2 separate regions of the Homo sapiens genome follow, and region 2 is linked to region 1. Evidence: chromatin loops called from intact Hi-C (ENCODE). Cell type or tissue: CD14-positive monocyte. All regions are shown on one strand. Each heading gives the region's core, and the rest is flanking DNA. Links, peaks and the distances in the headings are about the cores only. Region 1 overlaps CABIN1 (calcineurin binding protein 1). Region 2 has its middle 11 kb from the start of DDT.

The links. A loop is a pair of places that touch in the nucleus more often than their neighbours do. Peaks named below come from ENCODE experiments on the same cell type or tissue, not always from the same donor. Only the 100,000 strongest peaks of a DNase experiment are listed, where the experiment ranks them.
Region 2: a loop joins it to region 1, with 8 times the contacts of the local background. A loop is called at or near these places in 16 of 110 quality-filtered maps.

What each region holds. Positions count from the first base shown.
Region 1 is chr22:24,170,872-24,181,284 of GRCh38, forward strand. CABIN1 (calcineurin binding protein 1) reads left to right here. Exons shown (of 37, transcript NM_012295.4): 34 at 842-1,124; 35 at 5,240-5,404; 36 at 6,633-6,946; 37 at 7,182-7,757. The coding sequence ends at 7,325. Among named protein-coding and RNA genes, the nearest start is that of SUSD2, 5.4 kb to the right of the region's middle. RefSeq lists an enhancer at 4,236-5,095 and a silencer at 4,463-4,522. In CD14-positive monocyte, for the core only: CTCF peaks have their summits at 4,519 (motif pointing left) and 4,720; a DNase peak (open chromatin) is centred at 4,470; H3K27ac peaks cover 840 bases.
Region 2 is chr22:23,980,586-23,990,998 of GRCh38, forward strand. It overlaps the pseudogene GSTT2 and a transcript of GSTT4 not described here. Among named protein-coding and RNA genes, the nearest start is that of DDT, 11 kb to the left of the region's middle. In CD14-positive monocyte, for the core only: no CTCF peak of the experiment used is centred there; no DNase peak of the experiment used is centred there.

The DNA.
Region 1 (10,413 bases), core at 2,511-6,510:
TCAGCCTGGTGCTGGGGAGGGTTGAAGGGTGGACCCACTCCTCTGCTCAGCTGTGAGAGGCTGCCTCAGGGCTGCCTCACATCACCTCAAGACATGCTGTCAGGGCACTGGAGCCTTCACACCTGTCCCAGGAGGGCTGGCTGGGGGTGGGAGCAAAAGTAGCCCTGTGAAAAGAACCCCAAAAGGGCCTCATGGCAGAGGGAATTGTGTGGATGAAGACTCGGAGGCCCCTAGGGCCCGGCTCACCTGGAAATCGAAGGCCCATGGTGGGAGCAGTTGCCAAGGCCAGGCTGCAGGGAGAGGCCAAGCTGGGGGCAGCACTGGGTGCCGTGGCAGTAGGTCACAGTGGGTTGTGGTATCAAGCCCAGGAAGCAAACTCTTGCAGCATCCCACTAGCTCCCTCAGGACTCTCCCATGAGTGGCCATTGGGAAGTCACCCTCCAAGACTGACCACCTGTTCCTGCATTCCCTGGGTTGGGAGCTGCACCCATGCCTAGGGTCCTGCAGGACATAATCCTCCCAGACTGGCACCCTGTGGTGTGAGGGCAAGGCCAGCTGGAGGTCCTTCCACTGAGTCCCCACCAGTACGGCCTGGACATTCTCCCAGGGAGGGGTTCTGGGTCTCCAGCTGTGTCCTAGCATCAGCAGGATCCTGATGGGGTGCCTCTCTGATGGACCTTGTTGGCAGCATTGTGGGGGCTCAGTGGTGCCATATGGGCAGTGTTGGCAGCCCCAGGCGCACAGGATGTCCTGTGGGACAGCACTGGTCGGCTGGCGGGCAGAGCAGCGTGGGCTCAGGGCTGCCTAGCCAGCCTTTCTCACCTCTTGTTTGTCCTCACAGGCCTCGGGGGACACCCCCACCACTCCAAAGCACCCCAAAGACAGCCGAGAGAACTTCTTTCCTGTGACAGTGGTGCCCACAGCCCCTGACCCTGTGCCAGCTGACTCTGTCCAGCGGCCCAGTGATGCTCACACCAAGCCTCGCCCTGCACTAGCTGCCGCCACAACTATTATCACCTGCCCTCCGTCAGCATCAGCTTCCACCCTGGACCAGTCCAAGGACCCTGGGCCTCCCCGGCCACACAGGCCTGAAGCTACCCCCAGCATGGCCTCTCTGGGCCCAGGTGAGTCCCATCCCAGTCCAGAGCTGGGCCCAGGCCCCTGCCACCATCAAGTCCTCCCTGCGGGGAGAGTGTGAGTATGGGTAAGGGAGGCAAGCAGTGCCCTCCCGCCCAGTCGATCCCACAGGGTGGCGGGGCAGGTGACCGCGGGTCCACTCACCAGTCACTGGCAGCCTCGGTGGCCCTGGTCAGCACATCCTACATCTACCACTCTTAACCTAACCCTGGGTGCCTCAGTCTGTGAAAGGGGGTGGTGAGGAGGGAGGGAGCAAACACCATCACGGACGTGTTTGCTACTGTTTCCTCCCCACAAAGCCTTATAGTAAGTAGGAAGGATGGCTTGGTCAGGTAGGAAAAGGATACTAGCCCACACCAGGCCTCCCTCAGGGCACTGGGAGGGGTCCTGACCTTCAGCATGCTGCAAGGCCACTGGTATCCGGCCTCAGTTACCTGTGAGCAGTTCCTGGGTACCAGGCCCTACTGGGTGTGGGGCCAGCAGATCTGCTCAAACCCCATCTTGCCTCATGGGCAAGACAGAAGCCAGCCAGGATGAGGGCAGGGGCAGGTCAGGGGGCTTGTGAAGGAAAACAGAGAGGACAAAGGTGCGGGCAGTAGAGGGCCCTGCTGGCCTCATCGGTGAAAGCTCCTGTTCCTTCTAAAACCCAGGATCCATTGGAATGGCAGCCTGCAGACAGCTAAGCCACAGATCCTTCCTTTGGGGAGGGGATGTAGAGGCAGCGCTGCTACAGCCAGTGAGTGAGAGGGGAGTAGACAAGGCACCATCCCCCTCGCTGGTCCTGACACCAGCAGCTCTGGCAGCTGCAATTCTGCCAGACTGGGTTCAGCTCAGGCCTGGGCCAGGTTCCACCTGCCACCCAGGGCAGGGAGCCCTTCCCTGTTGGTTCCCAGGACTCTAGGACCATGTGGCCAGGCTCTGAAGGCCCTATAATAGGACAGGGATATTCCCTAACTAATTTGTCTCCCCAGCTGGTGGGGCCCCAGGAGAGACCAGCGTGGTCAGAGGGTTCCCTGTGCCCCTGGGGACATCCAGCGATGGACCAGTTTCCCCAACCCTCCCTTTCAGGCCCTCCCCTGCTTCTCCCTCCCTGCCTCAAGGACCCAGCCTGTTTCCTTGCCGCAGACCCTGCACTGGCCCACAGCCTGTGTCACCCCTGGAGGCTCACCTGTCTTCCCAGTTGAATTTCCTACCCATCTGAAAAACGAGACAGCCACTCTGCAGAAGTGCCCAGCAGAAGGCAGGCCTAAGAGCCCCCACAGACTGTGCGCCTGAGTGGAGGTTGAGTTGAGAAGTCTTCCTCAGCTCTTTCCCACGGTGGCTCAAGCAGCAAGCAGGTGCTGATGTTTTCACCTGATGCCATCCACACTGCTTTGAGGATTGTGAACATGTAGGCATCCTCTAGCCCAGTCAGCCTCGGTTGCACTGGTCGTGGCCCTGTGAGACAAAGAATTACTTCCCTTTGGGTCAGAACCTGTGGCCATTTGTTCCCAGAGGAGCCTGTGAAGGCTTCAGGACAAAGAGCCGTAAAAGAAGTGTAGTGCTGGCCAGGCGCGGTGGCTCACGCCTGTAATCCCAGCACAGTGGGAGGCCGAGGTGGGCGGATCACGAGGTCAAGAGATGGAGACCATCCTGGCCAACATGGTGAAACCCCATCTCTACTAAAAATACAAAAATTAGCTGGGTGTGGTGGTGGGTACCTGTAATCCCACCTACTCGGGAGGCTGAAGCAGGAGAATCGCTTGAACCCAGGAGGCAGAGGTTGCAATGAGCTGACATCACGCCACTGCACTCCAGCCTGGGCGACAGAGCTAGACTCCATCTAAAAAAAACGAACTGCAGTGGTTCTACCAGCATGTGACCTTGGCCATCCCTTTTCTTCTTTCTGCCTCAGTTTCCTGCATAAAATGGATAAGATGAAGATAATAGCACTGCAGGATTTGGAATGCTGCTTGGCGTTAAGCAGAGACTTGGTATGGGTTTTTTTTTTTTTTTTAATTTTTATTTTTTATTTTTAGTGGAGACAGGGTTTCCCCATGTTGGCCAAGCTGGTCTTGAACTCCTGACCTCAGGTGATCCGCCTGCCTCAGCCTCCCAAAGTGCTGGGATTACAGGAATGAGCCACCAAGCCTGGCCTGTTTGTTTTCCTCACTCTGTTGCCCAGGCTGGAGTGCAGCAGTGCGATCATGGCTCACTGCAGCTTCAACCTCCCTGGGCTCAGGTGATCCTCCTACCTCAGCCTCCCAAGTAGCTGAGACTACAAGCATGGGCCACTACGCCTGGGTAATTTTTGTATTTTTTGTAGAGATGGGGTTTCACCATGTTGCCCAAGCTGGTCTTAAACTCCTGGGCTCAGGAGATCCACTCGCCTCAGCCTCCCAAAGTGCTGGGATTACAGGTGTGAACCACCATACCCCGCCTGAGGATGGTGACGTCAAGGTGTGGGGGTGATGGGAGCCCAGTGCCGTAATCAGTTGGTCAGTGTTGGTAGCTGACTTACTCCCACGAAGACCCAGCTCCTGTCCCTCTGCCTGGGGCTGTCTTGCCTTGTACCAGTCCCATGCTCTCGTCTTGTAGTTTTTGAGGGTCAGGAATTTACAGTGGCTTTGTGGGGTAAAGTTGGCTCAGGGTCTCCCACGTGGTTGCAGTCAAGCTATCATCAGTGCATCTGAGCTCCCTTGGGGTGTTGGCAGCCTCAGGTCCTCACTGGTTATTGGCCAGAGGCCTCAGCTCCTCCTGTGGGCCTTTCTATAAACAGCTGAGTGTCCCCGGATCATGGTGACTGGTTCTCCCCAGAGCCATTGACCCCACCGAGAGAACACAGAGGAAGCCATGGTGTCTTTTATAACCTAATCTCAGCAGCAACTGAGATCTCTGTAGGCCACACACACCTCCCTGGGGTGTGGGAAGGCCTGGTGGATGCCAGGGCCAGGGGTAGCGGAGTAGGGGGCTAGAGACTGCCTGCTTTCCCTCTGCCTGCCTGTCCCACCATCAAGCAGGCCAAAGCTGTAATTCATGTCCTTCTCTCCTCTGTTAGATCTAAGAAAGAGGATCTGTTTCCTAGCATACCTTCTTCAGCCTGGAGAGTTGATCCTTTTCTATTCCCATTCCCAAAACCAAATTAAATGGCCTTTTGCCAGGATGGAACTGTTGAATGACACTGGGGGCAGGGGGCGAGGGGGTGGAGGCTTGAGACAAGGCCTCAGCCAGCCTGGGGCAGGAGCCTCAGGCAGAGCAGCTGGATGGGGATGGCCATGGCCGCTGAGGCCTCTGCCTAGCCCAGCAGTCGCCTGCTGGCCCCAGCTTTGTACCGGGAGCTGTCACTCCTGCTGACCAAGGAGGGGAGCTGGCTCCCCCTGCTGGAGAGGATGGAGGGCCTCCTGGCAGAGGAGCGGGATGGGGAGGCGGTGGGGTGGCTGGAAAGGCAGTGGTTGATGACCAGTGTGGTGGGAGAGTCCAGACCTGAGTGAGAAGGTGGGGAGCAGCAAGGGAAGTGAGGGCCTGGAGGCCTGGGAACCGGGGACCGATGCTGAGTAGTCACCTGGCCAGCAGCCACAGGCACAGCATTTGCCCCTCAGGCCCATCCCGGCCTTGGCCCAACTGAGCCCAATTCCTGGCCCCTGCCTCAGGCCAGGGAAGGTGTGGCTGGCTGGGCAGGAGCCATAGTGCCAGCGTCTACTTTGGTCTTAGTTGGGTTGTTTGGATTTTGGTCCTGACCTCGTTTCTGAATGCTGCTTATGTGAGCTGGAGGGAGAGTGGACACTGCCCCCCCATCCCCTCTCACTGCCTTGTGATGGGATCTTAAGAGAGGCTGGGCCTCGAAGACTCAGGTGTGGCCCCACTGGGTCAGGTGTATAGCCCTCTCGGGAGGCGGAGGAGCCCTCTGGGGGTGGGGAGCCAGCCCCTACCAGTGTCCTCTTGGGTGGTGAGTGGTTTCTTGGCAGCACCAACCTGGACTGCCTCAGCCAGGACCCCAGCATTGGCCACACTCCCCTGCCCAGTGTCCCAGGGCACAACCTGGGCCCATAGGACCTGACACAGATGCGTTGGAGCCTGCGGGGTGGATGAGTCTATTACCTGCAGTGAGCCCATGTCCCCACAGAGGGAGAAGAGCTGGCGAGAGTGGCAGAGGGCACCAGCTTCCCGCCTCAGGAGCCACGGCACAGTCCGCAGGTGAAGATGGCCCCCACAAGTTCCCCGGCAGAGCCACACTGCTGGCCGGCAGAGGCTGCCCTGGGCACAGGCGCTGAGCCCACCTGCAGCCAGGGTAAGGCGAGTTGGGAGCAGCCCAGCACCAGCCCCCAGGAGGCTGCCTCACAGCTGGCAGCCAGGGTGGGTTTCCCGGCCTGGCCTTGAAGGGCAGGGCCTGGGGATGCCCCATGGAATGAGATGGGGAGGAAATGGGGGTAGTGCAGGCTGGACAGGGGAGCCAAGGGAGAGGCCCAGGCTGAAGAGTTTAATGCGTGGCCCATTGTGTCAGGGGCTGGGTAGAGAGGGACCCCAGAGGCTTATTCCACCCCTGGCATCACGGAGGGGTACTAGCGAGGGCAGGCGGCCTGCTTGGGCCCACTGCAGAACCCAGGCTGAGCCCAGAGTGGGGAAAGAGGAGTAGGCATGGACAGGGCGGAGCATGGGCCTGGTGACAGACACTTGAGGGACATCAGCAGCAGGCAGAAGGGTGGACAGGTTGGGCTGGGCCAAGCAGGCGTCCCCGTCGACAGCCACGTCAGATTCTAGCCCTGGCCTCAGTCCGGCCTGTTCCCACCAGCTGCCCCAACCAGCCAGACCCCTTGGGGACTCCTCCTGGCCTGGGCCTCCCACAGACCACTTGGGATGGCAGGACCTGGCGCCAGCCCCTGGGGGCCAGGCATGGGCTCTGTGTAAACCCCATTCCTTTTAAAGCCATGGGGCTGCAGAGGAATGTGGAGACGAGCCAGGCCAGCCGGGTCCTCCCAGCTCGTGCAGCTCCCTAGAGGCTGCCAGGCCTGCAACTGGCCCAGCCTTCAGGCTCTGGGCAAACTCAGCCCCTTGCTCCCACTGGAGGATGAGGCGAAAGTGGATGCCCTGGGGCCAGCTCAGTGACCATGCCTGGCTGAGCGACCAGCTCTGGGCTTCAGTGTCCTCCCTGGGGCATAGACACCAATAGGACATGCATCCTAGGATGGTTGTGGAAATACGACAGTTCATGCAAGCATGATGCCTGGAGGTCTTACAGAACCCAGCAAGGCTCAGGGAGTCTCAGGTCCTGGGCTTTGAGTTCATGGTGTTACTGGGTAAGGTTCACAGTCCCAGCACCCCACAGCTCAGAGCCAGAGTTGGGTCCCTGCAGGCCTGAGCCAAGTATTTGCCCAGGGTAGAAGCCTTGGAGCCTGCCAGCCAGCACAAACTACACAGCATAAAGGCCCAGGACCTGGGGGGAGCGGGTGGGGGCGAGATAAAGTGCTCACTGTGTGATGCGGCAGGCAGGAAGTGCTCTTGGTACCTTTGTCTTCCAGAGGGGAAACTGAGGCCTGAGCCGAGAAGGGATGGGGAGGCTCAGGAGGCTGCGAGTGAGACTCAGCCCCTGAGCTCTCCCCCAACAGCTGCCAGCTCCAAGGCCCCCAGCAGTGGGAGTGCCCAGCCACCAGAGGGTCACCCAGGCAAGCCTGAGCCCAGCCGGGCTAAGTCCCGCCCCCTGCCCAACATGCCAAAGCTGGTCATCCCCTCCGCCGCCACCAAGTTCCCCCCTGAGATCACCGTCACGCCACCCACCCCAACCCTGCTCTCCCCCAAAGGCAGCATCTCGGAGGAGACCAAGCAGAAGCTGAAGGTGACCTCAGGGGCTGGGCTGGAGCCATGTGTGGGTGGGAGGCATAGGTTACAAAGGGGGCCTAGGATGGGGGTGGGGGTGGCAGGAGGGCCTGGGGTGTGGGTGAGGATGGCATAGGGGCCTGGGGCAGGGGTGAGGGTGGGAGGGGGGCCTGGGGCAGGGGTGAAGGTGGCAGAGGGGCTTGGGGCAGAGCCCAGCCATCCTTGACCAGTGCCCCGCCCGGCCCTCTCCGCAGTCAGCCATCCTTTCTGCCCAGTCTGCTGCCAACGTGAGGAAGGAGAGCCTATGCCAGCCAGCCCTGGAGGTCCTGGAGACATCCAGCCAGGAGTCCTCGCTGGAGAGCGAGACAGACGAGGACGACGACTACATGGACATTTGAGGGGCCACTGCAGCCCCACCGCCACGCCCCAGGGGACCAGCCAGGCCTGGAATGCCCCCTGGGCAGGACCCTGGGCAGGACCAGAGGCCCACATGGATGCCACTCCCCACACAGCCCCCAGGCCTGCCCAGCCCACCTCCTCATGGCATCCTCCCTGTACCCAGGTCAGGCTGTCCACACCACATGGGAGCCCAGAGGAGGAGGGGCCCGCCTTAGCCATGTGAAGGTGGATTGGTCGCCATCTGCACGCCAGGCGGCATCCTTTTCTATGAAGTGTTGACTTTGTAAATCTGCCCACACCCAGCTGGCCATATCCACCCCTCGACGCCGGGATGAGCCGGCTCTGCCTGTGTCACAGTGGAGGGGTCCTTTAGGGCCAGGCTCACCCCTCACCCTTTTTTTGGTTGCTTTTCTAATAAAGATGGAACAGTTGTCTTTGCCTCTTTGCTCACCTCTAGGGGGCAATCTGGCAGAGTCTCTGGCGGAGAGTTGCTGTCCCCAGGGATTCTGGGCCTTTACTGCCATAGTCCATAGGGCAGGGCCTAGCCCCCCTCCTTCTCCAGCATCTCAGGGACCAGCCAGGCAACCAAAGCAGCGGCTGGGGGTGCCCAGTGGGGTAAGGAGAGAGCCGACTCGGGGCTGGGCCAGGCAGACGCCTCTAGTGCAGCTGGAGCCAGGCTTCAAAGGGGAGTTAGGTGCATCCCCAGAACGCACCTGGGTGCCAGTGGGTGGGAGGCTGTACGGTGGGAGGGCAGGCAGGGCTGGGGCAGCTGAGAGGCTGGGAGGAGGGGGCTGTCAGGGAGGGAAAGGGGGGATGGGGCCGGCAGGGAGGGTACTTAACTCCCATCACAGTCGCCCTAATGGGGCCAGTCACAGAATAGCTGGGCTCAGTGCAAGACATAAATATGAAGCTCCTTGATCAAAAAGGATTAAGGATTTTTTTTTTTTTTTTTTTTTTTTTTTGATATGGAGTCTCACTCTGTCTCCCAGGCTGGAATGCAGTGGCACGATCTGCAGTGGCACGATCTCAGCTCACTGCAACCCCCGCCTTCTGGATTCAAGCGATTCTCTTGCCTCAGCCTCCCGAGTAGCTGAGATCACAGGCACACGCCAACACGCCCAGCTAATTTTTGTATTTTTAGTATAGACGGAGTTTCACCATGTTGGCCAGGCTGGTTTCAAACTCCTGACCTCAAGTGATCCACCCACCTTGGCCTCCCAAAGTGCTGGGATTACAGGCCTGAGCCACCACCATGTCTGACCAAAAATGATTAAGGATTTTAAGGCAGGCCCCACAGAGCATTAAGCCCCTAGAGCTGGCACCCTTCACAACTCTCTTCCCCTCCCAGCACCGCAGGGGCCCTCCTGGCCCTGGGACCTCCCATGGAGCAGGCTCTCTGTCCAGGATGGAGATGGGGACCCTCCTCACTGCCCTGTGCCCCTCATGGGCTGGACATGCCCACCACCCAGGAGGAAAGGCGTAAAGGGCTGGGCACCGCCCTTTTGGAACCAGAGGCTTGGTGGCCCCAGATGGGTCTGGCTGAACCCGCCTTTCGGGGGGCTGAGATAAGCCAGCCCCAGTTACTCAGCTGACGCCCCCTCCCTGCAGGGCCTGGGGTATGGAGCTTCCCAGACTGCACACCTAGCCCCTACCGCACTTCCATTGTCTCCAGACACGCGCAGCAACGGTGCCCAGGCCAAAAACAGGAAGCAGCAGCTCTCCCTCCTCCAGTTCCCGGGAACTGTCTCAGCCGATCCCCCAGCACCCCTCCCTGGAGCCTCACCTATAGGAGGACGGACACCTCGGACCCTCCCCTGCACCCAGTGCTGTAGGGAGCAACTTCAGCCCTGGGCCTGGGATGAATGCCCTCGCCAGCCTGGGGCCAGGAGACAGGCTCTCCCTGGCTCAGCACCTGAGCGTCCACTTACAGGACACTCACCTGCAGAGGTGCCCTGAGCGCCATTGTGGGTTAAGGGACTTTCTCCCCTCTGGAGACAGTCCCTGAGAAGCTGAAGGTCTTGGGGGCCTCTCACCAAATGTCTTTGGGAGGTGGGAAAACATCAAATGCGGGTGTGGCTTCCCTGGAACAGCTCTGTGTGGGGACTCAGGAGCCAAGTCCCCCAGCACACGCCTCTAACACTTTCAGTAGGGGCCACCTCTCTGGAGCCACGGGTGGCTGCCAACACCCTGTGGTTCCCAGCAGGCACCACCCAGGCAAGAGAGAGAACAGGCCGGGGAACAATGGGCTGGCCTGGCCGCAAGCGCTGGGGCAGATCACAGACCGGATGGCCTAAGCTCATGCCCTGGGGCCACCTCTGACTCCCTGCAAGTGTGGCAAGGGTCCCTTTTGGACACCTTGAGAAGCTGCAGCTGGGAGAGGACCACCCGCCTGTCTGGATGTCCAGCCCAGGTGTCAGGGTCCAAATGACCAGTCCCAGGCCGCAGCCCTTACCACCCGCCCTGGCTGCAGGGGCTCCCAGAAGCCACCAAGGGCCTGGCTCGGCCTTGCCTATCCGCATCTGAGCTTCAGTTTCCTCATCTGCTCAAGAAGGGAGGTGAATACTGATTAAATTATGCAAACTCTTAGCGGCAGGATTAGGTGTGGCTGGGACAGCCAAGGCTCCCCAGGGTGGTGGCATCTCTGGAGCCCGGGGATGGGCCCTGTCTCCCTTCCGGGCCCCCCGCTGGGCTTGGGTACCTTCTCTCCCCTTCCTCCTTCCTCCCTCCAGAGGGGACCCCTGCAGAGCTGCCTCCGCCCCAGGGCTCAGCCTGTGTCTGACCCAAACAGCTCCTGCCTCCCCCTGAGGATGAGTTGGGTGCACCTCCTTCCTGCAGGAAGATGAGGGCTAGAGATGGAGGTCTATGTCAGGGCCACAGAGTCTGGAATCCTCCCTGGAGCTAAAACAGCCCTGCCTTATTCACCCTGCGCATCCCATCCTCTGCTTCAGCCCCGCCGGGCTCGCCCTGCATGCAAGGCGGGGCTGGGACCCAGGGTCTGAGCTTCGCCCTCTGGACATCCGGCTCATCGCCTGCCAAAGGTCCTGTGGCTGGAGGCTCCGGCCTCCTCACCCTCCCACAGGGTCCCAG
Region 2 (10,413 bases), core at 2,704-6,703, 190 kb before region 1:
ACGCATATAAATTCACAAAGCCCAGAAGACCTCGGGAAGAAGGACATACTGTTGTGAGAATTAAGAGATGGGAAGAGATGAGCCACCCCAGTTTGCCTCCCCTCCCCTGGCCCACCAGAGTCCGGCTAGAAAACTTCTCTTTATCCACCTGCTGCACCTGGCCCCACCCACCAAAACCCCCCAGCTGCCCCGGAATGTGGCAGGGCAGGGAGGCCCAGCCAGGGAGTGAGGCTGATCCAGGCCTCTAGTCCCAGACCTTGCTGTTTCTCAGGGCTGTGGGGCTCCGCTTGGGGAGGAGGAGGGAGGGTGTAGAGGTGCAGCGTTTTTACTCTGAAGACCTTTTCTGACTTCTTCTTCTTCAGGGCAGCACAAGAGCAAGGAGTTCTTGCAGATCAACAGCCTGGGGAAACTGCCGACGCTCAAGGATGGTGATTTCATCTTGACCGAAAGATGCCCTCCTTCCCTCACCCCTCACCGCATCCGGAGCCCATGTGACCTTGGCTCTCCCCACTGGCCCCGGGCCCCAATGGCCCTCCCATACCCCATGGGGCAGCGAGGGAGGGGAAAGGCGAGGGATCTGGCCGGGCGCGGTGGCTCACGCCTGTCATCCCGGCACTTCGGGAGGCCAAGGCGGGCGGATCACGAGGTCAGGAGACCGAGACCATCCTGGCTAACACCGTGAAACACCGTCTCTACTAAAAATGGAAAAAAAAATTAACCGGGCGTGGTGGCGGGCGTCTGTAGTCCCAGCTACTCTGGAGGCTGAGGCAGGAGAATGGTGTGAACCCAGGAGGCGGAGCTTGCAGTGTGCTGAGATCGCGCCACTGCACTCCAGCCTGGGCGACAGAGCTAGACTCCGTCTCAAAAAGGCCGGGCGCGGTGGTTTACGCCTGTAATCCCAGCACTTTGGGAGGCCGAGGTGGGCGGATCACGAGGTCAGGAGATCGAGACCATCCTGGCTAACACGGTGAAACCCTGTCTCTACTAAAAATACAAAACATTAGCAGGGCGTGGTGGCGGCCGCCTGTAGTCCCAGCTACTGGGGAGGCTGAGGCAGGAGAATGGCGTGAACTCAGGAGGCGGAGCTTGCAATGAGCAGAGGTCGCGCCACTGCACTCCAGCCTGGGTGACAGAGGGAGCCCACTCCAGCCTGGGCGACAGAGGGAGACTCCGTCTCAAAAAAAAAGGAAAGAAAGAAAGGAGAGGTATCTGGGGAGAAGGTACAGCTTGGGGTGTGTCCGGGATGAGCAGGGGCTGACAGAACATGTCCCCCCACCTCTCATCTTCAGCCTTTTCTGAGCCGCAGGGCCTCTCCACTCCCAGACTGAAGGGTATTAGAAGAGAAGACAAGGGAACATTTTTCCACTGTTGCGCATTTGTTCAACAAATGCTAGCTGAAAAGAGCCTCTAGTGACTTGTCGCAGACTACCCAATCTACCCAGGCCGGGCCTAGAGGCCAATGCCATGGCCCAAGGGCACAGCTCATGGTGAGGTCCAGCTGCTGGGCAGGAAAAGGACAAGAGGTCAGGTGGCTGCAGAGGTGATGGCTGGGGGCCTGTCAGACGGGGGCCAAAGACATTCCTCCCCTCGTGATCCCTGACCCAAGCGCGTGGACATGCAAGGGACTCCACGGAGCATCCACTGTGTGCCAGCCCCATGCAGGGTTCCAGGGGTCCAGGGAGCCTATTCTGAGCTGCACCGCCTCGGACAAGTCACTTGACCATTCTGACCTTGAGTTTTCTCTTGTGCTAAAAGGCTAACAGGAGTGTCTACCTCACAGGGCGGCTGCTGGCATATCACAGAGATGAGGTTCTCAAAATGCAAAGCAGAAGGTCCAGCCAAGAGTCGGTGCCCAAGGCAACAAAGACAGGAGGAGACTCGTAGGAGGAGGGGGTGGTGTTGGGGAGCTGGAGATGGAGGGCGAGGCTGGAGGGCAGTCCTTCAAATGCAGAGAAGCCCCCGGGCCCCACTGGCAGATGGGAGCAGTTAGGGGTAAATGCCTGGTGCCAGTGTCCTTATAGCCACTGCCCATTTGTTCCCAGCTCGGCCATCCTGATTTACCTGAGCTGTAAGTACCAGACGCCGGACCACTGGTATCCATCTGACCTGCAGGCTCGTGCCCGTGTTCATGAGTACCTGGGCTGGCATGCCGACTGCATCCGTGGCACCTTTGGTATACCCCTGTGGGTCCAGGTGAGGAGAGCCATCTGGAGAGTGATTGGCCATCAGGGAGTAGTTGGCAGTAGGCCGGGGCCATAGACTGACCCACTCTCTGCCCCCATCAGATGTTGGGGCCACTCATTGGGGTCCAGGTGCCCGAGGAGAAGGTGGAACGCAACAGGACTGCCATGGACCAGGCCCTGCAATGGCTGGAGGACAAGTTCCTGGGGGACAGGCCCTTCCTCGCTGGCCAGCAGGTGACACTGGCTGATCTCATGGCCCTGGAGGAGCTGATGCAGGTGTGAGCTCAGCCTGTGGGCAGTGTCCCTCTTCGTGTCACACCCATGAGGCAGACAGAAACACTGAGGCCTGGAGAAAGCCAGAACTTTGCCCAGAATCATAGAGCAAGTCTCTGGATGATCTGGGGCCAGAACCCTGAACTTCTGCCTCCTGCCTGGGTGTGGGGTCTCACCCTGGCTGCTCTTGGGCTCTAAGGCTGAACATACTGCCTGGGCCCCTGTGGTCCATTCACTTAGGGGCTGGGGAATGGACCATGTCTCTGATACTTCTGCCCATGGTTCCAGCATTCGGGTCGGCAGTGACAACTGGGAAAGTTGTATGCCCACAACTTTTTCATCCTTGTCCCTACAGCCGGTGGCTCTCGGCTATGAACTGTTTGAGGGACGGCCACGACTGGCAGCATGGCGTGGATGAGTGGAGGCTTTCCTGGGTGCTGAGCTATGCCAGGAGGCCCACAGCATCATCTTGAGCATCCTGGAACAGGCGGCCAAGAAAACCCTCCCAACACCCTCACCAGAGGCCTATCAGGCTATGCTGCTTCGAATCGCCAGGATCCCCTGAAGGGTCTGGGATGGGGGCCAGGAGATTAGCAACAAGGATTCATTCTGTTACTTACTTGCCCCTTTTTATCTTTCCCTCTTGCCCCAGTCCCTTCTCTCCAGCTTCATGTGAAGCTCTGCACAGACAAGACACTCAGTGTCCTTGGCAGTGCTGCTACTCCTCAGGTGCAGCATACATAACCAGTAAGAGACTAAATCTGCAATATATAAAGAGCTCCTACAAATCAGTAACATGAAGAACACTCAAAAATTGGCAAATGTCATCAGTGTTTTAAACAGAATAAAGATTCCAAACACTTTGAATAGAGAACCAAGAGTTATTGGTTTTACTACATTGTTGTGTTATACATATGGAGTAAAAGTATGTGCTAGTAATCCTCATCATGGTTAATAACAAAGTAACCTCACAATAACGAGTCAACATAATTGTATCACCAGGGCAACAAAATGTTAAGTAAGTAACCAATTCGAATTGCAAACTGTTAAAGGATATAGGCGATGTTTCACAGGGCATAGCAACGGTCTTTGAAGTCTAGGAAACTTAAAAGATTTCTTTTAACAAGCATTCATGTCTTCTAGGACAGTTTTGTAATAACTGCAAATAGTAAGATTATACATTGTCACACAGACCTCCATGTATATCCATGGGATGGACCCCACCACAATGATTTTAACGGAGAGAACTTGATATAAAGAATTGGTAACCAGGCATTAGAGAACTCCGAAGACAGAGAGAATCCAGATTAACACGGAGGTAAACACTGCAAGAAGCTACCACCCCTAGGGCTGGGGGATCAAGGGAGGAATTAGGAAGACCAAGATGCTGGAGGGGCCCTGAAGAATTCAAACCTCCAAGAAAGGTGTTGCTCATCCCCCCTAGCATCACCTTCCAAGAAGGGCAGGTTTCCCCAGTTTGCCCTGAGGTCTTCACAGGAGGCCATGTGGCTGTGGATGCAGTTCTCAAATGTGACAGTAGATGTCACTGCTGACCAATAAACAGGATGTTCCAGACACACACTGCGCTACCTGCCCACATGTCTTGTGGCTTTGGGGCCTATTTCCCATGCCTGACCTGTGCCCACCATGTGCCACTCTATTGGGGGACCTGCCCCAATAATCACGTAGATTGTTTCCTATTTTTCCTAAGTGTCGGCCGGCTTGAGAAATAAAGGGACAGAGTACAAAAGAGAGAAATTGTAAAGCTGTGCATCCGGGGGAGACGTCACACGTTGGTAGGATCTGTGATGCCCCACAAGCCACAAAAACCAGCAAGTTTTTATTAGGGATTTTCAAAAGGGGAGGGAGTGTGCAAATAGGTGTGAGTGACAGACATCAAGTACTTAACAGGGTAATAGAATATCACAAGGCAAGTGGAGGCAGGGCGAGATCACAGGATCACAGGACCGAGGCAAAATTAAAATTGCTAATGAAGTTTCGGGCACCATTGTCATTGATAACATCTTATCAGGAGACAGGGTTTTGAGACCAACCGGTCTCACCAAAATTTATTAGGCGGGAATTTCCTCTTCCTAATAAGCCTGGGAGCACTATGGGAGACTGGAGTCTATCTCACCTCTGCAGTCTCGACCATAAGAGAGAGGCCACGCCCGGGGGGCTGTTTATAAGCCGATACCTCCAGGTGCGTATTCTCTTTCTCAGGGACATTCCATGCTGAGAAAAAGAATTCAGCGATATTTCTCCCATTTGCTTTTGAAAGAAGAGAAATATGGCTGTGTTCTGCCCGGCTCACCGGTGGTCAGAGTTTAAGGTTATCTCTCTTATTCCCTGAACAATTGCTGTTATCCTCTTCTTTTTTCAAGGTGCTCAGATTTCATATTGCTCAAACACACATCCTGTACAATTTGTGCAGTTAATGCAATTATTAAAGGGTCCTGAGGCGACATACATCTTCCTCAGCTGACAGGATTAAGAGATTAAAGACAGGTATAGGAAATCATAAGGGTGTTGATTGGGGAAGTGATAAGTGTCCATGAAATCTTTACAATTTATGTTTAGAGATTGCAGTAAAGACAGGCATAAGAAACTATAATAGTATTAATTTGGGGAACTAATAAATGTCCATAAAATCTTCACACTCCACGTTCTTCTGTCATGGCTTCAGCCGGTCCCTCTGTTTGGGGTCACTGACTTCCTGTAACACCACTCCTAGCCGGAAGTATTCCAAGTAACCATTGCAACTGTCCTGCCTTAAGGGTGCCTGGTGATGGCTTCTGTCTTAGGTCCCATTCTGGCTCTCTCTTCCAGTGATTTCTCATACTTTGGGGGACACTCTGGCCTGCTTTCCTGGGCCTTTTCCATTACCACCCCCTCTCCCCATCAGGCACTGGGGATGGCGGCCACAGCCTATGCCTTCTTGATCCATGCTGGCTGCCTTGGGATTGTTCCTTATTGGATGGTTTTGCTTTCAACAGACACTCCAATAAAGTACACGAAATAAAGAATAAAGTTAAACAGTCAGTCCCCGTGCTGTGTAGGTGGCAGTAAGTCTGGGAGAGCGACCTCAGCTGAACTAACCATGCTGTGCATCATTGTCAAGCGGGACCAGCAGGATCCTTAGGTCACCTGGCAGGAGGAGGGGCAGGGAAGGGTCCCTAGAAGTGATCTTGAGTTGCACTTAGTGCTCTTGGCAGAGGGAAGGGCTTGGGCTAGTGCTGGAGGCATGAAGATGGGGTGTGTTCAGGGCTCTCCAGCAGTCCAGGCATGGGAAGGGGACGCTGAGGGCCAAAGGCTAAGGTGACACTGGGAAGGGAACCATAGCAAGGTGAGGAATGGCTTTCGGCCATGTGACTGAATTGCCTGTGTGTGGTGCGTGTGTACGTGTGTGAATGTCAGTGAACTGTGTGTGTGAACGTGAGTGAATTGTGTAACTTTGTTTATGTGTGGGTGTATATGTGTGTGATGTGTGTGAACTGTGTGTATGTGGGTGTATATGTGTGTGATGTGAGTGAACTGTGTGTATGTGGGTGTATATGTGTGTGGTGTGAGTGAACTGTGTGTAAGTAGGTGTATATGTGTGTGAATTTGAATGGTGTGTAAATGTGACTGAGCAGTGTGAATTTGTGTATGTGGGTGTATGTGTGTGAGTGAACTGTGTGATTTTGTTGGTGTGAATTGTGTGCCTGTGTGTGTGAGGTGTGTGTGTGTGTGTGACTGAACTGTGTGATGACTTTGTATTAATGTCAGTGAATGGTGTGGTTGTGTATGTGGGTGTATATGTGTGTGTATGTATGTGAATTGTGTGTGGGGTTGGTGTGTATGTGTGTCAATGTGAGTGAGTTGTGTGACTGTTGAATATGAGTGAATTATGTGATTGTGTGGGTGTATATGTGTGTACAGGAGTTAACTGTGTGACTGTGTGTAAATGTTATGATTGTGTGTGTGGGTGTATATGTGTGAATGTGATACATCGTGTGACTGTGGGTGGACGTGGGTGGATGTGTGTGTGAGTGTGCGTGGCTGTGTGTCGAACAGTGTGTGAGTGTAAGTGTGCAGGTGGTAGCTGTGGAATTAAGGCACATTAGGGGAATCCTTCCTTGGCTCTGGTCCTTGGTTTCCCTCCTATGAAACAAGTTGGGTGAATTAGGCAGTCTCTGGCATTCCAGGATTTGGTCTCAGGTCTAAACAGGATTTTGTAAAGTGAAAGCAGCATCCCTTGGGCATCCCGGGAGGTGTCCCTGCCCTCCATGGCTCACCTTCTGCCACATGGCCCAGCAGCAGCTACTCTGCAGGGCCATGTGCTGCCATGACAGGTACTGATCCCCATGGGCGCGGGCCTGCAGGTCCTGGAGGTACCAGTGGTCAGGTGCTTTGTACATGCAGCTCATATAGAGCAAGCTAGCCACACTGGGGGGACATGGCAGGGGCAGAAGACATGCCCTGAACACTCTTCAGCCATTTTCTGGGGCATTTTCACTATCCCCATGATGCAGAGGAGGGATGTGAGGCTCAGAGAGGTTAGGTAACTGCCCAGGGTCACACAGCCCTACACGGGGCCAGATTATCATCTCAACTAATGGCAGCAAGGAAGAAACAAAATGTCATGAACTTCAGCAGGGGCTCAGGGAAGGCTTCCAGGAGGAAGGGGCACCCAGTGTGAGTCTGAAGAATGAGAGCAAGTTGGGTATCTCCCCAACATATCCAAAGCATGGACAGGGCCAGGAGCAAGGCCAGCAGGGAGAGAGCCTTCCAGGTGACATGGCAGCATTGCTCCCCACCCCGTCCCATCTCCTGTTCACCTATGGTGAAGGGTTGTGCAGTCTGACCCCCAGAGCTCATCATGCCTCTATGGGTGTTGGACCATCCAGTGATCCCAGGCTCTGAATGTGAATCCAGCTCCACCAAGGAGGCACTATGTGGCCTCGGTAAAGGACGCCACCATGCGGCCACCAACCTGGAGGCTGGTTTTGGCTTTCATTTTTCCCACCCACCTCCAACCCTTCAGCACACCCTGCAGTTAGAGTTTCAAGAAAAGTCAGAACCGACCATCACCCCACCAACCCTGCACCACCACCACCTTGGTCTGGGGCTCCAGCGCTGCATGCCAGATGACTGCAGTGGCTTTCTCACCCCTGCCAGGGGGATCCTTTATGACGTAAGTCAGATCACAGTTCTCTGCTCAAAATACTCCAGCGACTCAATCCCCCTGCGGTAAGAGCCAAAGCCTTCCCAGTGTCCCATGCTCCCCTCTGTCGTGACCTCCTGCTCTTCCTGCTCACTACACCCACCCTGGCCCGTTGCTCTCCAGTCTGAACCCCATGCATTGTCCCACCTGGAGCCTTCGCCATCACTCTTCCCTCCAGCCAGAACACCCTTCTCCTCATGCCTTGCACATTCCTACAGCTCTCTGCTCAGATGCCACTTCCTCCAGGGAGTCTTCCCTCAACATCCTACTCACACACCCCCAATCTTACCCTGTTTATTTTTTCCATGGCATCCATCAACATCCGATATGTTCCATGTTTACATGGGTTACTGTCAGCTCCCCCTTCTATTAATGGAATGTGAGATCCATGAGGAGAAGGACGTAGACACGTTCACTGCTCAAGCCCCAGGGCTTAAATGGGGTCTGGCCCTGGTGGATGTTTAGCAAATAGCCACTGAAGCTCGCTGAGTGGTCCCTCGACTCTCCAGGGAAACAGCACTTGCCCCACAGGATTTGTGGGCAAAATGGTAGCACTAAGATGCCTGGTACAGCCGCTCCTCGAAACTTAGCACTCTCCTTTTTTCGGAGGGGAAGGCTGGCGGTGAGGAGGCCCGGAAGCAGACTGGGCCCTCTGGCCTTGTGCAAGTCCCTCCCCTCCTCCAGCCTCAGTTTCCTCACTTGTACAATGCAGGAGGGGACTTCTATAACCCTTGTCAACACTGGGTACCACTGCCTGCCTCCACCCATTCTTCACCCTGGGGCTGGTGCAGGGCCCACAGTCCATGATCCAAGCCATCAACAGTGAACAGACAGCCGACTGGCCCCACAAGGCCCGGCAGCAGCCCACGGACCGGTTACCTCTCAGCCAAGGTGAAGTCCCCATCCTTCAAGGCCCGGCACCTTCCTCAGGGGGTTCACCTGGGCAAAGGCATCGCTGTGCTGCTGGCCTGCAGGAGAGATCAGAGAGGTGAGTGGGGATAACCCAGAGTTCTCTGAGGTCTCTGCCCACCCCCACCCCAAAATCCCAGCAGCAGCTTTCTGAGGCCCCTATCTGGGAGGCATCAGGGAAGAGGAAGCCTCTCTGCTAGTCACTGGGTCACAGACCTTGACCCCATCAGAGGGCCATCTTTCCTGTGTCCAGCTCCTTGAAGCATGGCTCAAGGACAATTCCCTGGAGCTGTAATTCACACCCCACCCCCAGCCAGTTCCATCCATAGGTCAGACCCCTCCAGCCTCCTCCCTGGGCTCTAGGCTTGCCCCCTCTGATTCAGCTTCCTATCCCAGCTGGGGACTTAGGCCCTACTGGCCAGGCTGGGTGACCTGTCAATACCCCAGAGTCCCAGCCAAACATGTTCCCAACCCTCAGACCAACCTCATTCTTGCTGGGAATCCCTGCCCCATTCAGCCACTCAGCCCCCGGTGGCTCAGCTCTTCTTCCTTTCTTATGCCAAACTCTCAAGGCTCCCTCCCCACTGGGGGTTCCCAGGTCTGACTCACTTTAGCATTCTAGGCCAGTGCTAGAGGCCGCATTAGGTGCCTGGTGTTTGGATCAGAGGACCTCAGTCAAGCCAGGCTCCAGTCTGATCATAGGCCTACATGTGGGCCTCTTTGCCCTTCTACTGAATGGACATGCACACCCCTGCCCATTCTCCCTCCACAGACTGCTTCTGTGTCCAGCCCCTGTTCTGTAGCAGGTGACTCAAGCTGGTTGTACCAAGGGCAGCAGTTGGGAAGAGTCAGCTGAGCAGGGTCCTCCCTCTGGCCTGCCCAGGGGGCTCTGGCTCTGCTCTCTGCCCTACTGCTTAGTTATAGCCCTGCCTCCTCCACTGAATTGTGCTCCAGCTGCATCTCTGTATGCCAGCCAGACCAGCAAACGCTGGAGCTCAGGGTGAGGGTGCTGGCCTCCCCCACTGCCCTGCCACAGGGCCCTCCAGCCTCTAGCCTCTAGGAGTAGCCCCTTCAGCTGGGTGAGAAGCCCCATGGGATAGAGCAAGTCAGATGCAGGAAAAAGAAAAGGCAGAAGAATGCCAAGAAATACATAAAAGTGGAAGAGACCCAGGGCCAGACATGGTGGTGCATGTCTGTGATCTCAACACTTTAGAAGGAGGAGGCAGGAGGATCACTTGAGCTCAGGAGCTCAAGGTCAGCCTGGTCTACATGGCAAAATCACGCGTCTACACACACCAAAAAAAAAAAAAAAAAAAGTAGCTGGGCACGGGGACGTGCCTGTAGTCCCAACTATTCTACTTAGGAGGAGTAAGTTGGGAGGATCACTTGATCCTGAGAGGTCAAGGCTGCAGTGAGCCGGGATCATGCCACTGCCCTCTAGCCTGGGCTGCAGATTGAGACACTGTAATAAATAAATAAATAAATAAATAAATAAATAAACAAACAAACAATAAAAAAGTGGAAGAGACACAGGCAGGGGTAGACAGGGACTATTTTACTTAGGAAACAACGAGGCAGTTTGTTTTTTCCAAGCACATGGGGTGAAGATATTCTTGCCCCACTCCATTTCCCTACCCTCGTTCTGTGCCTGCTGTGCCCTCTCTAAACCTGTATTTTGAAGAATGTTTTGTATTCACAAGCAAAGATCAAGCCTCTATTAAAATAGACAACCAGTGGGGCATGGCGGCTCATGCCTGTAATCCCAACACTTTGGGAGGCCAAGGCAAGAGGATCACTTGAGCCCAGGAGTTCTAGGCCAGCCTCGGAAACACAGCAAGACCT